Regions from separate parts of the Homo sapiens genome. Here region 1 is linked to region 2. A link is a loop called in an ENCODE intact Hi-C map of the cell type or tissue named here. Cell type or tissue: PC-9. All regions are shown on one strand. Each heading gives the region's core, and the rest is flanking DNA. Links, peaks and the distances in the headings are about the cores only. Region 1 overlaps CHURC1-FNTB (CHURC1-FNTB readthrough). Region 2 overlaps SPTB (spectrin beta, erythrocytic).

The links. Peaks named below come from ENCODE experiments on the same cell type or tissue, not always from the same donor. Only the 100,000 strongest peaks of a DNase experiment are listed, where the experiment ranks them.
Region 1: it touches region 2 in a loop (11-fold over the local background); 2 of 110 quality-filtered maps call a loop at or near these places.

What each region holds. Positions count from the first base shown.
Region 1 is chr14:65,014,254-65,025,522 of GRCh38, reverse strand. It overlaps CHURC1-FNTB (CHURC1-FNTB readthrough), which reads right to left. Exons shown (of 14, transcript NM_001202559.1): 6 at 9,807-9,898. FNTB (farnesyltransferase, CAAX box, subunit beta) reads right to left here. Exons shown (of 12, transcript NM_002028.4): 4 at 9,807-9,898. It also overlaps a transcript of MAX not described here. Among named protein-coding and RNA genes, the nearest start is that of MIR4706, 25 kb to the left of the region's middle. RefSeq lists a silencer at 5,453-5,502. In PC-9, for the core only: CTCF peaks have their summits at 5,206 and 5,418; a DNase peak (open chromatin) is centred at 5,362; H3K27ac peaks cover 858 bases.
Region 2 is chr14:64,797,226-64,803,336 of GRCh38, reverse strand. It overlaps SPTB (spectrin beta, erythrocytic), which reads left to right. Exons shown (of 36, transcript NM_001355436.2): 5 at 1,020-1,111; 6 at 1,503-1,583; 7 at 1,937-2,052; 8 at 2,469-2,581; 9 at 3,403-3,590; 10 at 5,491-5,608. Among named protein-coding and RNA genes, the nearest start is that of MIR7855, 15 kb to the right of the region's middle. In PC-9, for the core only: CTCF peaks have their summits at 1,276, 2,915 and 3,117 (motif pointing left); no DNase peak of the experiment used is centred there.

The sequences.
Region 1 (11,269 bases), core at 3,706-7,705, 220 kb before region 2:
TTTTAACAGCAATTAATTTCTGTAGAGAACTTGAATTTGTTCCTTCTTTCCAAATCGTCATCAATTCTTATGACATTTCCCAGAAACAAATAGTTAATAAGCTCATGCCCTAACAAAGGCTGGCTGCACTAGCATACCAAAAGGTTTCTGTACCACAAAAAGTTTTAGCTGATACAAAACTTAACAGCACATTTTTTAAAAGAAAGAAAAAGAGTCACCTGGTTATCCACTCCCTTTCCCAGCTCCTAAGATAGAATCGTGCCGAACGCAACACTACTGACCCTAAAGCCTCGAATTAGTTAGGATCTGAATGTACCAGACACACCTTGATACCATCCCTCCATGCCAACCTCCCTCAGCTGACATGCTGCATCTGACTGTCTGGGGCTGTGCTAGAGAACTGGAGGTTGGGCTTCTCTTGATCTCAGACACTTCCGTATTACAGAACATTCTGATCCCAAGGCTTTCCAACTTGCACCTTAAGGAATTGGCAAGTTGACTATGAACTACCAGCTGTCATTCACAGACTTCTTAGCAATTCTGAAGACCAAAATGTTAATGATACTTCTACATATTTAAAAAAAACAAACAAACAAAAAAAAGGAGCCAGGCATAGTGGCTTGTGCCTGTAATTCCAGTACTTTGGGAGGCCAAGGCAGGAGGATTGCTTGAAGCCAGTAGTTCAAGACCAGCCTGGGCAACACAGTGAGACCCCAGCTCTACAAAAAAATATTTTTTTTTCCCACAAATGTAGGGGGAGAAAAACTTATCATAGAGACAAGAAGTTCACCAATAAATAAAAAATTACAAGCAAAAAACATTGTACAAACACCAAGTGGCACATTTTGTGAAAAACAAGTATTCACAAAATCATTCCTTTAGAATATGACTGAAAGCTGCAATACATCAATTTTCTTTAACGTCAGCAAGGCATTTCATTCTAGCTTACGTGCCAATTACCAGCAAAGTGGGAAACTATCTTCTATATCATGGATCTTCAAACCCAAAATGTGTGCATCAGAATCTGTAGAAAGCTAATAAAAGAATACAGAGACCCAGTCCTGCTGAGGTGGAAAAGATCCTGGGCCTTTGTATTTTTACCAAATTCTCAGGTGATTCAGATACATGCAAAGCTTGAGCCATCACTAGTCCTTGCTGCACAACTAAAATTACTTGGGGGGTGTTTTAAAAAAATCCCAACACCCAAGCCACACCTAATTCCAATTAAACCGGAATCACTATGGGTGGGACCCAGGTGGCAGTATTTTTTTTAAACTCCCCACGTGATTCCAATGTTCAGCCAGGTATCAGTGCTTCTCAAACTTGAGTTGCATAGAAATTACCTGTGGATCTTGCTAAACTGCAGCTCTAATTCAGTAGAACTAGATGGGTCTGAGAGTCCTCTTTTTTTTTTTTTTTAGGAGATGGAGTGTCCCTCTGTCGCCCAGGCTGGAGTGCAGTTGAGCGATCTCAGCTCACTGCAAGCTCTGCCTCCTGGGTTCAAGTGATTCTCCTCCCTCAGCCTCCCGAGTAGCTGGGACTACAGGTGCATGCCGCCACGCCCAGCTAATTTTTGTATTTTTTAGTAGAGTCAGGGTTTCACTGTGTTGCCCAGGCTGGTCTCGAACTCCCGAGCTCAGACAATCCGCCCGCCTTGGCCTCCCAAAGTGCTAGGATTACAGGCGTGAGCCACCATGCCCGGCTGAGAGTCCTCATTTCTAATAAGTTCCCAGGTGATAGCAATGCTCCTGGTCTGGGGACCACATTTTGAGTAGCAATGAGATACATCTGTGCTGTCCAATAGGCAGCCACTAGCCACATGAGGCAATTTAAATTCTCAATTAATTAAAATAGAAAATTCAGCTCTTCAGTCACACAAGACACATTTCAAGTACTCCACAACTAACTGTGGCTAGTGGCCAATATAGAACACGTATAGATGTTTATAGACACCTATAGACATTTACAGAATATAGAACATTTTCATTATCACAGAAAGTTCTGCTGGACACCACCACTTTTATCATTCCATCATTAAAGAGTATGTAAATCTTGTAAGAGGGTCAAGTTCAAAGCAGGGATATCAGCGATTGCCTCTCAGCCTTATAAGGAGTTTACTTGGGACTCTTAGGTGATGGCTGAGGACTGATCTAAAGTGATTGATTCTGGCCAGGCGTGGTGGCTCATGCCTGTAATCCCAGCACTTTGGCTGAGGTGAGGGGGATCACTTGAGCTCAGGAGTTCAAGGCCAGCCTGGGCAACATGGCAAAACCCCATCTCTACAAGAATTATAAAAATTAACCAGGCACGTTGGCACCCACCTCTAGCCCCAGCTACTCAGGAGGCTGAGGTGGGAGGATCACTTGAGCTTGGGGAAGTCCAGGTTGCAGTGAGCTGTGATTGTGCCACTGCATTCCAGCCCAGACAATAGAGTGAGACCCTGTCTCAATCAATTAATCAATGTTGATTCTAAACACCGTCATCAGTTTGGATGAAGGATTCAAAGGCATGTACAGTAAATAAGCATATAATACAAAATGAGCAGCAAAACAAATCAGAAACCAATAAGAATAAAACAAATGCAACAGGTACAAATAGCAAGAATTACGCTTAGAGATGGCAGGGGTGGGGGATGGGTAAGGCACATGAATATGGGAAATGACTAGGAACATAGCAGGAAAAGACCAGTAATAAGGGTCCACGAGTTGTGAAGAACAACAATAAAAATGCTTGTTAAAAGCATCATAAATGCAGTATTAGTCAGAACTGTATCTGGCTCTAGCCTCCATTTTCCACCTCAAAGGGAATTCACATGAGAGTTGTAAAAATGACTACTTTTTTTTTTTTTAAGTATTTGGCTGGGTGTGGTGGCTCGTGCCTGTAATCCCTAGACTTTGGGAGGCCAAGGCAGGAGGATCACTTAAGGCCAAGAGTTTGAGACCAGCTTAGGCAATACAGCGAGACCTTATCTCTATTTTTAAAATAATATAAAAAGCTTAATATTACAGACAATCACAGTGAGAAAGCTACCCAGCAAAATACCTCAAATATACAAAGGATAATTACATAAACATTCTAGTAGGTAAAAACTGAGACTAATTTGTAGCAAGAAGTATTTAGGTTACATAAAAAACTTCAGCACTAGACTAGGCTATCATAGACAGACTTAAGGCCTAGGATAAGTTATAAAAATTATAGCTATGTTCTGCACAATTGGGCAGGTTTAAAAAAAAAAAAACAGAAAAAAAGATTACAGCTTTGGAAATAGGAACAGTCATCCATGGGCAGAACGGCTTAGGAGGGGATGTAAATGCAAGATGCATGAGCTGGCATCACATCAAGCTTGTTCTCGTACTAACTAAAACAGCTTCAGCTTGATATAGTGAAGAGGAAATCTCCTTCCCTAGGTAGAATATGACAATGGACAGGTGAAGACGGGCAGCATCTCTTGTTGATTCCGGGTGGCCTCTGCTGCTCACAGAGTCAGACGTGTTATTTGACTCTTCATCAAGCACCGGCAAGTCTCTGGATGGCTGCTGTTCTGGAAGAATGGTCAGGTCGAAAGTTGGCTACTATAGGCCGGGCGCAGTGGCTCACGCCTATAATCCTAGCACTTTGGGAGGCCGACGTGGGCGGATCACTTAAGGCCAGGAGTTTGAGACCAGCCTGGCCAACATGGTGAAACCCCATCTCTACTAAAAATACAAAAATTAGCCAGGCATAGTGGCATGCGCCCGTAGTCCCAGCTGCTTGGGAGGCTGAAGCACGAGAATCGCTTGAACCCGGAAGGTGGAAGTTGCAGTGAGCTGAGATTGCACCAGTGCCCTCCAGCCTGGGGGACACAGCAAGACTGCCTCAAAGGAAAAAAAAGTTGGCTACTTTAGAGCAGAGTTTCTCAACTGTTGACACTGGGGCTCAGTAATTCTTTGGTGCAGGGACCGTCCTGTAGAGGATATTTAGCAGCACCTCTGACCTGCACCCACCAGGTGCCAACAGCACCTGGCCAGGAAAAATGCCCAGGAGACAAAGGCCTAGATATGGTGTCCTCACTGAAAGGTAAGGAAACATACAAACTAGACTTAAAAATTAAAAGGAAAAATATTTAAGGGGCTATTCCGGGGATAAGCTACTAACAACCTTTTGAAAGGGAAAGGATAAAACACTGAAATAGCAAAATTTGAATTTATCTTTGGAAAAATCTTACAAGCTGAAATGTCCTAAAATGGTTTTTAAGTTAAAGGCAATTTTTAAATCTTACAGAAGCTAAAAACATAACTTTAACAGTGCGATGGTCTCCCTGTGAATTTTATTTTGCTCTGTTTCACTGAAGCTGCTTTCAGTAACAAAGAATGGGATTCTCATTAGAGGATGCTTCCTTCAGTGCCAAAACCATTAAGCAAAGCAAATGTACTTAGTCTAGTTCCAAAATATTAATTCATTTTAGATAAACACATATAAATGTGTGCATATAACCTCTTAAAAGAGGGAAGCTAGGCCGGGTGCGGTGGCTCACATCTGTAATCCCAACACTTTGGGAAGCCAAGACAGGTGTATCACCTGAGGTCAGGAGTTCAAGACCAGCCTGGCCAACATGTTGAAAGCCTGTCTTTACAAAATACAAAAATTAGCTGGGCGTGGTGGCACACCCCTGTAATCCTAGCTACTTGGGAAGCTGAGGCAGGAGAATCACTTGAACCCGGGAGGTGGAGGTTGCAGTGAGCTGAGATCATGCCACTGCACTACAGCCTGGCAACAAGAGCAAAACTCCGTCTCAAAAAAAAAAAAAAAAGGCCGGGCGCGGTGGCTCATGCCTGTAATCCCAGCACTTTGGGAGGCTGAGGCAGGTGGATCACCTGAGGTCAGGAGTTCGAGACCAACTTGGCCAACATGGTAAAACCCAATCTCTACTAAAAATACAAAAATTAGCCGGGTGTGGTGGCTCCCGCCTGTATGCCTGTAGTCCCAGCTACTCGGGAGGCCGAGGCAGGAGAATTGCTTGAACCCAGGAGGTGGAGGTTGCAGTGAGCCAAGATCGTGCCACTGCACTCCAGTCTGGGCAACAGAGCGAGACTCTCAAAAAAAAAAGAGGCAAGCTGAAGTCCTACCTATGGACTGGGCATGGTGGCTCACGCCTATAATCCCAGTGTTTTGGGAGGCTAAGGCAGGAGGATCAATTGAGCCCAGGAGATTGAGACCAGCCCAGGCAACACAGCAAGGCACTGTCTCTACCAAAAATAAAGAAAACATTCCAGGCTATGAATACATTATTCTTGAAACCTCTGATACCAGCAGTAACAACCTCGCCTTGCTGGCTTTGGTCAGCGGTCATAGCAGCTGACAAAAGTATTTTGTCCACTAGAGGGAACCCAGCTTATCATATTGTTCCCTAAACAAATAGAAGCACAGCAGTGAACAAAATAGGAAAGAGAAACCTTTGTGTAAGTGTAGGGGGCGTGTGTGTTACATGCAGGGGAAAAGAAGGCAGGAAAATAATAAAACTGCAGAGCTAGACTTTTTGACTCTAGGTCACCTTAATATATTTGTATGAAGAAAGAAAACTGAACGCATTTCAAAGCATTTCATTTCCCTGTGCAAGATAAATAAAAAGGCAATATTCTATTTCAGCTAGTCTAAAAAAAATCTTCTATTTATATAGAAGTCCTTAAGATTTATCTGTATCTTACTAAAAATAATCTATTTCCTTATGGGTCAGAGCCAGTAGGCTTTGTTCATAACAAGTGTTTTCTGCACCTAGAAGTAACCACCTCCTAGGCACAAAGCAAAATACATTATTGGGAAGTCTAAGAAATGTTTAAAAGTTCACTAAATCAATGCGTAGAAGAACCACAGGTAAAGCTTTTAAGGCATCTGTGAAGCAGAAACTCTCATTAACTGTCAAGTGGTTTTTGAAATAAGGACAAATCAGCTTATTTTTAAACCATTCCTTTTTTAATTACAAAATAATAAAAGATCATTGTAGAAACTTCAGAAAATGCAAGTAAGCTTAAAAAAAATGTTTTGTTTGTTTGTTTTTTGAGACAACAGTCTCCTTCTGTTACCCAGGCTGGAGTGCAGTGGTGTGATCTCGGCTCACTGCAACCTCTGCCTCCCGGATTCAAGCAATTCTCCTGCTTCAGTCTCCCGAGTAGCTGGGATTACAGGTGCCAGCCACCACATCTGGCTATTTTTTGTATTTTTAGTAGAGACAGGGTTTCACCATGTTGGCCAGACTGGTCTCGAACTCCTGACCTCAAGTAATCCGCCTGTCTCAGCCTCTCAAAGTCCTGGGATTACAGCCATGAGCCACTACATCCAGCCAGAAAGTTCTTCTTTTTCTTTTTCTTTTTTTGAGATGGAGTTTCACTCTTGTTGCCCAGGCTGGAGTGCAGTGGTGCAATCTTGGCTCACCGCAACCTCCGCCTCCCGGGTTCAAGCGAGTCTCCTGCCTCAGCCTCCTGAGTAGGAGCCGGGAGTGCAGTAACAGAAGGAGACTCTTGTCTCAAAAAACAAACAAACAGCCTCCTGAGTAGGATTACAGGCATGCGCCACCACGCTTGGCTAATTTTGTATTTTTAGTAGAGACGGGGTTTCTCCATGTTGGCCAGGCTGGTCTCAAACTCCCGACCTCAGGTGATCCACCCACTTCGTTCTCCCAAAGTGCTGGGATTACAGGTGTGAGCCACCGCGCCTGGCCTTTTTTTTTTTTTTTTTTTAAGACAGAGTCTCACTCTGTCCTCCAGGCTGGAGTAGAGTGGCATGATCTTGGCTCGTCGCAACGTCCACCTCCCAGATTCAAGCAATTCTCCTGCCTTAGTCTCCCGAGTAGCTGGGATTACAGGCATACACCACCAAGCCAGGCTAATTTTTATATTTTTAGTAGAGACAAGATTTCCCCATGTTGGCCAGGCTGGTCTCGAACTCTTGATCTCAGGTGATCTGCCGACCTTGGCCTCCCCAAGCCCTGGGATTACAGGTGTGAGACACCGTGCCCAGCCCAGAAAGTTTATAAAATCACTTTTAACCCCATCGTCCAGAAATAACTACTACATGTATCTTTCTGGTTCTATCTATGCATATCATCATCTATATTTTTAATGTATGTAAATTAAATCTTTTAAACTATTTTCATTTCACATCTCTCTATATAAATACATATATTTTAACATACAAATATACACATTCATATATTTATTGAGACAGGGTCTTGCTCTGTTGCCCAGGCTGGAATGCAGTGGTGCCATCATGGCTCACTGCAGCCTCAAACCCCTGAACTCCTGTCTCGGCCTCCTGAGCAGCTAGAACTAGAAGTGTGCACCACCACGCCCAGCTATTTTTATTTTTATTTTTGAAATGGAGTCTCACTATGTCGCCCAGACTGGTCTTGAATTCCTGGGCCCCAGTGGTCCTCTGACCGTGGCCTCCCAAAGTGCTGGGGTTACAGGTGTGATCATGCGTGGCCACATTTATACATTTTTTAATGGTTATATAGTATTTCACAGAATGTACTGCACCATAAATGACTTATGTTTTATTTTTTAAATTTATGTATTTTATTTATTTATTTTTTTGAGATGGAGTGTCACTCTGTTGCCCGGACTGGAGTGCAAAGGCGCAATCTCGACTCACTGCAACCTCCGCCTCCTAGGTTCAAGCGATTCTCCTGCCTCAGCCTCCCGAGTAGCTGGGATGACAGGCATGCACCACCATGCCCAGCTAATTTTTGTATTTTAGTAGAGATGGGGTTTCACCATGTTGGCCAGGCTGGTCTCAAACTCCTGACCTCAAGTGATCCACCCACCTCAACCTCCCAAAGTGCTTGGGATTACAGGCGTGAGCCACCACACCCAGCTTTACATTTAAAAAAAATTTTTTTTAAACATTCTCTACTGTTGATATTTAATTTAGATTGCTTCCAATGAAAGGCCCTTTAAAGGCTCCTCTCTTCCTATGTGACATTGCCCCAGAAGCGGCGCTGACACTTCCTCAGAAAAGCCTTCACTATAAAACACCAAGTACACAGCCTAGAAAAAAACTCAGTCGATTTTGGCTCGAGTTCTTCCACCTCAGGCACCCCCTGTGATTCTCTCTTCCAGTTTTTCATGGGTCTGCGGCCTCCTCCATCCAGCGTTCAGATCCAGGCTCACAGAAATCCCCATTTTTTCTTTCTTCTCTCACACCCAACTTTCCCATTGTGCAAGAGTGAAGGGAAAACTTTCCAAATATCCTGATTGTGTAGGAGTGAAGGGAAAACTTCCCAAACAATCCCCAGGCCCCCGAGCTGGTATTTCAAAAACACACGAGGCTGGATGTGGTGGCTCACACCTGTTATCCCAGCACTTTGGGAGGCCGAGGCAGGTAGATCAGCTGAGGTCAGGAGTTCAAGACCAGCCTGGTCAATATGGTGAAAGCCTACCTCTACTAAAAATACAAAAATTAGCCAGGCACGGTGGTGGGTGCCTGTAATCCCAGCTACTCAGGAGGCTGAGGCAGGAGAATCGCTTGAACCCGGGAAGCAGAGGCAGCAGTGAGCTGAGACTGTGCCACTGCACCCCAGCCTGGGTGACAGAGTGAAACTCTGTCTCAAAAAAAAAAAAAAAAAAAACCACGTGGGCCTTTCTTTGACAATTAAATTCCTGTTACTGCAGAAACTGTGTCCAACTCTCCTTCCAGTGCTGGAAGCAGCCAGGCTTGCAGTGGCATCCCGATGATCAAAACAATGCACTTGCCTCTCCCTCAGAAAGCATCCTACGTACCACAAGGGTTAATGGCCTAATTCTTTATTATCTTCCCCATCCACATTCATCACAAGACACCCTGCCCAGGAAGGCAAGAATGAGAGGTTATTGTTAAGACAGAATGAATGAGACAATGTGCAGTTCTGTTCCTCTGACCTGACAATGTGACTGAGGCAGGGGCTCTGTGACCAGAGAGGGGCCCCGGCTAGGCCTCTGTGTGTCCCAGCACAGCTGCCTCCTTGTGCTGTGGAGAAACAAACCTGGCTCAGAAGTCTCTCATCCCAGATGCTTCGACCTCAAGAGCACCAGAGGAAGCTGAGAAATTCGAGATGCTGCCTAGAGCCCATGCTGCCTCTCAGTGGATCTCTTGGATCCAATTCCTGGCTGCCCTTTCTTATTCCAGGTATCCCTAGGACTGGAGTCATGATCAGTCTTTTCTTCTTTAATATATAAATGGTGATGAGTGTCTGGGAATGAGATGCCAGATCACGAATGCCATCTGTACAAGGATCTTGGGAAGAAGCTCAGTTGCTTAGATCTCTAATCATCGATCAGGTTTAGGAAAACTGAGAGTCATGGCATTTGTATGCCACACCAGTAACACATCCAGTCCCATCAAGAGCTACATGGTCGCTCCAAGCACCGGGAGCGGGGAGGTACTTCTATAGAGGTGCGTAGGAAAGGCAAAGGCATTTTTGTTCACTGGACTGGCACGTGCTTCCCCACAGAAGCTGTTCAAATGCATACTGTACTTTCTGGCAAAATCTTGTCTCTCAGAGTTGATGATTAAGACTTTTCTCAAAGACCAGAGTCAAGAGCCAAAAGAAAAGGCCACAGAAGAAACCAGAATCCTTCTCTTGGAAGTTCAAAGTCTTGTTCTACCCACCAGCTTACATTAGTTTTCTAAAGTGGAGGAGTTTCAGGAAGTTGCCGGAGGTCATGAGAAGAGCAAAGATTTCTTTGTGGCACTGTTTTTTTCCATTCCAAACAAACAAAACAGAAACAAAACAAAATCCCAAACTCAAAATACAATTTCAGAGAACACCCCAGATTTCCCAAAGACAGACTCACTCTGTAGCCACTATCTGGGGGATGGGTTCATCTAGCAGTTCCAAGCTGTGCAGGATCCAATAGCAGAGCCATGGGCGGCTGGCATCCAGACACTGGGAGAGAGACAGGAGAGAAAACATCCCTTATTCACAATCACTCCAAGACACTGCTGCCAAGGCTGTATCTGTCTCACTCCCAGCAGCCTGGCAAGGGGGAGGAGGGCACCCTTGCTCAAACAACAATCAGTGAATAAAGGACACTTTGCTTTGTGGCCTTAGCCAGGAGCTGAAATGACCATCTGTTAAAAAAAAAAAAAAAAAAAAAAAAGATAACAAGGCTGGGCGCGGTGGTTCATGCCTGTAATCCCAGCACTTTGGGAGGCCAAGGTGGGTGGATCATTTAAGGTCAGGAGTTCAAGACCAGCCTGGCCAACATGGCGAAACCCTGTCTCTATTAAAATTACAAAAATTAGCTGGGCATAGTGATGTGCGCCTGTAATCCCAGCGACTTGGGAGGCCGAAGCAGGAGAATCACTTGAACCCGGGAGGCAGAGGTTGCAGTGAGCCGAGATGGCACCACTGCACTCCAGCCTAGGCGACAGAGCAAGACTCCGTCTCAAAAAAAAAAAAGAAAGAAAAGAAAAAAAAGACAACAGGATTAAAAAAAAGATGACCCTGAACCCAGTGGATCCCTCCCTGGCAGGCATCTAAGGAAGGCTGAGCAGAGGACTTCCTACAGGCCAGGAGGTTAGGGGCTGCTATTTTCTCGGTATAGAACCAAGGAGATATACATTCTCTGAAGAGATTTCCTAGCTTAACTCAATCACTGATTCAACAAATATTTGATAGTATCTACTTGTGCCAAGCACTGTATTAGACACTGGGGGGATGATAATAAAATTTGGTTTCTACCGTTTATTTTTTTGAGACAGGGTCTCGCTCTGTCACCCAGGCTAGAGTGCAGTGGTATGATCTCAGCTCACTGCAGCCTCAACCTCCCGGGCTCAAGCAATCCTCCCACCTCAGCCTCCTAAGTAGCTGGGACTACGGGCACACACCACTATGCCTGGCTAATTTTTTAAGTTTTTATAGAGACAGCATCCCACTATGTTGCCCAGGCTGGTCTTGAACTCCTGGGCTGAAGCAATTCACCTGCCTGAGCCTCCCAAAGTGCTGAGATTACAGGCATTAGCCACCATGCCTGAACTGGTTTCTGTTCTTGAGATGCTTGGGATATAGAATGTGTGTGGTTACCTGTAGGGGAAGAGAGCACTGGACAGACATATAAGTTACCTCATGTCTTTCTGGAACCAACACGTGTACATATACCTGGAGAAATGCTGTAATGGACGAAAACAGAGTTTTGAGGGAGCACGTGGAAGAGACTGACTAATTCTGCCTGGGGAGCTAGGAAAGGCTTCCAAAGGCAAAATGCAGACGGCTCTTGATCCTAATTAAACCATAAATGATTATTGAGCATTCAAG
Region 2 (6,111 bases), core at 744-4,743:
GAAGATTAGCTTTTTAGCCTCCTCCCCCTATACATGTAACTTCTTGGTTTTTGAAATAGATACAGAAAATTGCAAAAATTGTGTAGAAGATCTGTGTGTATATTTTCCAATCAGAAACTTTTCTCTTCTCACCCTGAAATTCAAAGTCCAGATTATTTGTAAGGAAATTTAGAAAGGGGAAGGGGAGGAAAACAGGGTCTTGCACCTGCTGGTTTGGGGACAGAAAGAACCTTGCCCAAGGAGGTGAGGGCAGGAGAAAGAAGAGAGCATACAACTCGCGGACTAAAGACCTCAACCAAGTGGCCCCGCATGTCCGATCTCACTCTCCATGGGTGCATAACATTGAACAACAATAGCAGCAGAGTTGGGGAGAATGGAAAGGCAAGAGGAGCTGCTAATGAAAGTATAGTACTCATCAGCATTCATGTTGTTCCACAGCCTCAAGGGGCATTGCACCTCCAGAGGAGGAATCAGGGCATCTTGTCACTGATTCTCTGCATTCTATTAGAGTTATCCAATTACAGCTGTCTCATCCCTGTGCCATTTTGGCTGACTGAGGCAGGGAAGCAGGCTGCTGGGGCACAGGGCCTCAGGATGTGGTGTTGCTGCGGGGCTGGCGGCTACTCCTTGAGGGCAAGAAATTTGTTTTACCTCTGTGTGTCCTCAGGCCTAGCACAGCGCTGCCACATAATAGGAACAGAATCAATGTTTGTACAGACAGCCACAATACAGCTATGGAGTACTGATGGTGCACCAGGCTCCAGGCCCTGGAGACAGACAAGTGACCAAGACAGATTTCCCTGGGCTCAGGGAGCATCTAGGAGAGAGAAGGAAATGTAAATGCAGGGAGCAGGGCACATGAAGGGAGACCCAACCCAAGCGCCATTTATACTGGCTCTTAAAGGATGAATTAGTGTTAAGTGAAGGGGGGATGAGGGAGGGAGCCTCCCAGGGACGGCAGGAAAGCACAGATCCAGATGCACATCCTCTTCAAATCTCTCTTGTTCTGCTACCCTCAGATTCAGGACATTGTGGTCCAAACTCAGGAAGGTCGTGAAACACGCTCAGCCAAGGATGCGTTGCTGTTGTGGTGTCAGATGAAGACGGCAGGGTATGCCCTGGGAACCAGCTGTTAGCACATCCACCACCAGCCCCTTGCTCCGCACAAGCACTGCCATCTCCAGAGGGACATTAGACATCATCACCCAGAACTACAGCTGCCTCCCTGTAATTGATGCAAAGTCTGTCCTGACCTGATTCTTTGAGGCCTGGAATACAGGATTCTTTTCCAAAGTTGCCTGCAGGCAGACTGGGGGGTCTGTGTGGTGTTCACATCTGATGGGGGAGCCTCTGTGTGTGGTTAGCTGCTGCCCCCTCTTGGTGACCTGGCTCAAGAAAGGACAGTTCCATTTCTCTCCTGGTATATTGGCCCTCAATTTGTACACTTGTTTGGGACTACAAAAAATCTAATTCTTAGCTCTTACTGTTTCTCTTGGATGCAGCTACCCTCATGTTAATGTCACCAACTTTACCTCCAGCTGGAAGGATGGCTTGGCCTTTAATGCCCTGATACACAAGCACCGGTAAGAGGGAGGGGACAGCCGTGGGGACTGACTGAGACAGCCTCCCTGGGAATATTTGGACACATTGCACTTAACATGGAGTCACAGAAATGTGACCTCTGCTGTTCCTTCTCCTCTCCCCTTCAGCAGCCCATAGCACCTTCACTTTCCTTAAATCCCAGCATGCCTGCCGCCCACTTCCCTCATATGCCAAGGCTCACACCTGCCCCCTCTCCTCTGCTCCCATCTCCTCCTTTCACTCCTCCTGCCTGACCACCTCCCTGCCTCTGTACAATGTCTGCTTCATGCTAGGGCTGCCCTCCTGGTGGGGATGCTGTGGCTACTCCCTTTTCACAGTCCAGTTTTGTCCCCAGGCCCGACCTGATCGACTTTGATAAGCTGAAGGACTCCAATGCCCGGCACAACCTGGAGCACGCATTCAATGTGGCTGAGCGCCAGCTGGGCATCATCCCGCTCCTCGACCCCGAAGGTGAGCCACACCCACCCCTGCCAGCCTTTGCTGCAGCAGTGGGGGATGCACTCGCTGTGCTAGAGGAGCTCAGCCGCCAGGACTTCTGGAGGCCGGCCCAGGTGCTGGGCAAGCTGTGGGCACAGTGAGGGGCAGTGGCCAGGCCAGGCTCTGATCTGGGCCTGCTTCTCTGCTCCATGCTGGTTCCCATGCCTGCCTGGTCTGTTTGGAGATGGACTTTGGATCCTTCTTCTTTTCTTCTTTTGTAATGTGTGGTTCTAAAATGGATTTCATCACACTCTTCCATTCTTGCTCTGTTGGTTGTCACTTGCTGCCTGTAGTTGAACTTGATGCTGGAGGAATGGGGAATAAACCCTCTGAGCCTGACTTTCCCGACTTCCAGTTTGGTCCTGAGAGTACACCCTTTTCCCTAACAGATGTCTTTACGGAAAACCCTGATGAGAAATCCATCATCACCTATGTGGTGGCCTTTTACCACTACTTCTCCAAGATGAAGGTGCTGGCAGTGGAGGGCAAGCGTGTCGGCAAGGTACAAGCTGTTTTGGAACCAAAGTGTCACTCTTCCCCTGTTTGTCAGGTCCAGACAGAGTGGCCCTCTTTCCAACCAAAGAAAGGGTGAAGAGTACAGCTCACCCACCCCCCAACTTCCTCTAAAGCTGACCTTGGCAACATTGATGGCTCCTGAGCTGAATTCCAAAGCAGGTTGATGGTCTGTCCTGAAAGGTACCACAGCTGGCTGCTCTGTACCTGGCGAACACCTGGTCCACCTGAGACCCATGTCTCATGGACATCCCCACAGGAACCCTCCAGGCTTTTATGTGGTTTGTTTATTGTGATTGCAGACCTCTTAGGCACCCACAGTGTACCAGAAACTCACCCATTGGTATAGACCCTCATGCCAGATTCCTTCCCTCTGCTAGATCCTTAGCTCTTAGAGTATAGGTACCATTTCTCATTCATCTCTGTGCCTCATGTTTAGTAAAGACAATGGCTGGCAGCCTTTGACTCCTCATGAACATTTAAAAATAAACAAAACCCTGGCCCCCTAGTGGCTGGCATCCTGGCACAGCAAGCTTACCAATCTTCTCTAGCACTGGGGAGGGGAACTGCACCCAACCCTTAACAGGCCAGCTCGCTGCCGATTGGCAAGAGGAGGGCCTCACCCAATTCCAGTCTACTCCTTCTGCCCTACCAGCACACTTGGGCTCAGGGAACAAACCCAGCCTAGAGCACTCCAGGGCTTAGGAGGTGGGAGCCCCATTTCGTGGCACCTTGATTGTGGTCCTCATTGATATCCTCAGTGGTGGCATTGCCCTTCTGATGAGAATAAGTAAGAAGATGATTCCTTAGGTTATTGACCATGCCATTGAGACTGAGAAGATGATTGAAAAGTACAGCGGGCTAGCCTCGGACCTGCTCACCTGGATCGAGCAGACCATCACTGTCCTGAACAGCCGCAAGTTTGCCAACTCGCTGACGGGCGTCCAGCAGCAGCTGCAGGCCTTCAGCACCTACCGCACCGTGGAGAAGCCGCCCAAGTAAGGGCCCTGGCACATGGGAGGGTGGTCCTCAGTGGCTGGGAAACTGACCACCAAAAGGTAGAGCCAGGTTCTGGGCCTTATGAAGTGTGTCCACAAGGCACACCCTCAAGATTAGAGAGCTGTATGTGTGTCACCTGCCTTGTGCCCCTCTTCACCACTCTTCTCCCAAGCCATCAGCTTAGAGAAACCAGCATTGATGAGAAACCTCGACTCACGACCAAAGACAGTGGCTTCTCCCAGATATCCCTGAGGAGGAACAGGAGGGAAATCATAGGCTTCTGAGTCTCTTTGAAGAACCCAGGCTGGAAAGCTCCTCTCTGGTCTGCCACTGAGCTGTGGGCTTGTTTTCTGATGACCTCTGTGCTCTCAGCCCCTGAGCTCTCTGCATGGGGCCTTATGGATTGTCAAGTTCATCCTTCTTTTTCTCTCCCATCTGTCACTGCTCAGCAACAGACCACTTAGCCTGCTTCTCAGGACCTCTGCCCCACCCTAGTGTGTGCAGAGCCTGTGTGCATATGCTTACACACATGTGCATGCAAACAACCGTGCACACACATGCATACCTGCATACACATAACCATGCATACACACAACTGTGCACCCATGAACATGCATGCACACACAAACATACACACACAACCGTGCACTCATACACATACACCTAACTATACATGCATTTATGTGTGCACACATAACTATGCACCCATGCACATATATATGCACATACAACCACATGTACAAATGCACATACATATATACAACCATGCATGTGCACATGCACACACAAACATGCACACATACACACATACACACGGGGCATTCCAGCTTATCTGCCATTAGCTTGTCCAGATCCTCTGAAATAGGCTTCTAGCTCATTGATGGTACCTTCTGCTCTGCTCTTCCCCCCATCTCCCACACTCTGCATTCATGACTTTCAAATGGGGAAAGGTGAAATGCTGAGTCTAGGATATACTATAAACAAGTATCTGGTTTCTAGTCTGACAGTAACCCATTTCTGAAGCCCTAAATCCAATACAGTTAGCATCCTCTATGAGTCTACCAGTCACTGCACACAGAGGTGTTATCTCTTGGCTGTGTAGACAGTGCTTCACGGTCACAGTTCTCTTAAGTGCCTGTGAGCACTGAGATCCATTAGGCTGGGCTCAGGGTGGGGACCTTGCATATAGCTGATCCTTGACTGCCAGGTCAAGGATGCAGAAATGGGTGGACACTTAGGTACATGCAGAAATGTGGAAGTACCTGATACCTGGAGCCTGTACCCCATATGCTAGACACCGATCCTGCTGACAATTCTTGTCTCCTACACCTACAAGCCTCTCAGAGCCCAGCCTTTCCTGCCTTCTGGGAAGCATCTGGCCTGTAGGACTTGTCAGGAGATCTGGCTCATTAGGACCTGGGTGAAAGCTGTTTTCAGTGCAGGATGCTCTCCCACGGAATATGCTGCTTCTGGGGTTTTATTGACTCACTTAATAAGGAACTGACCAGAGAGCTAGTAAGAAGCCCTCATCACTTGCAGCACAGAGAAGGTTTTTTAAAATTTTTTTTGTATTGATCCGTACAACTTGATATTTACAGGAATTACCAGAATACCTCAGCTTCCCATGTAGAGGCAAATGATAAATGCTGTGGTGGCCATTGTGTTTTCTCTGGTTTATATTGTAAAGACCCAAACCCCTAATAGATCTCAGTTGGTGAAAAGGATAGATGTTTTAACAGGTAAGCAGACCTACAGATTCTCTTTAGTTTTTCTGTGTTTTTAAGGGAAATATGCTTTGCTATCTACGCTTCAAGATGCCACAGTTCCGTGTTGACTTTAGCAAAAAAATTTGGCCATGAGATCTTAACATCAGTCTTCCTACTTCTGTTTTCTTGACAGGTTTCAAGAGAAGGGGAATCTGGAAGTTCTACTTTTTACCATCCAGTCCCGGATGAGAGCCAACAATCAGAAAGTGTACACACCCCACGATGGGAAACTAGTGTCTGACATCAACAGGGTACCACAGCATTTTCCGTTATGCATTGACAGTAGATTGATTGAATTCCCGATAAGGACACAGTGAATGGTCATTGGACCAGATTAAACCAAGCCACTTTCTTTGATGTTATTAATCCACATGTTGACTATTTGGGGGAGTTATCGAACCTGGTTCTGAGGGGTCAGACTCTACTCCCCCACCCTCCTTCAATCCCCCTGTTCAGATGCCCTGCATCCCTGAGTCCTTTTTTTTTTTTTTTTTTTTTTTTTTTTTTTTTTTGGAGACAGGGTCTCACTCTGTCACCCAGGTGGTAGTGCATTGGCACAATCACAGCTCACTGCAGCCTCGTCCTCCTGGGCTCAAGTGATCCTCCCACCTCAGTCTCAGTAGCTGGGACTACAGGCATGCACCACCACACCTGGCTAAATGTTACATTTTTTATAGAGACAGAGTCTGGCAATGTTGCCTAGGCTGGTTTTGTACTGGGCTCAAACAATCCTCCCACCTTGGCCTCCCAAAGT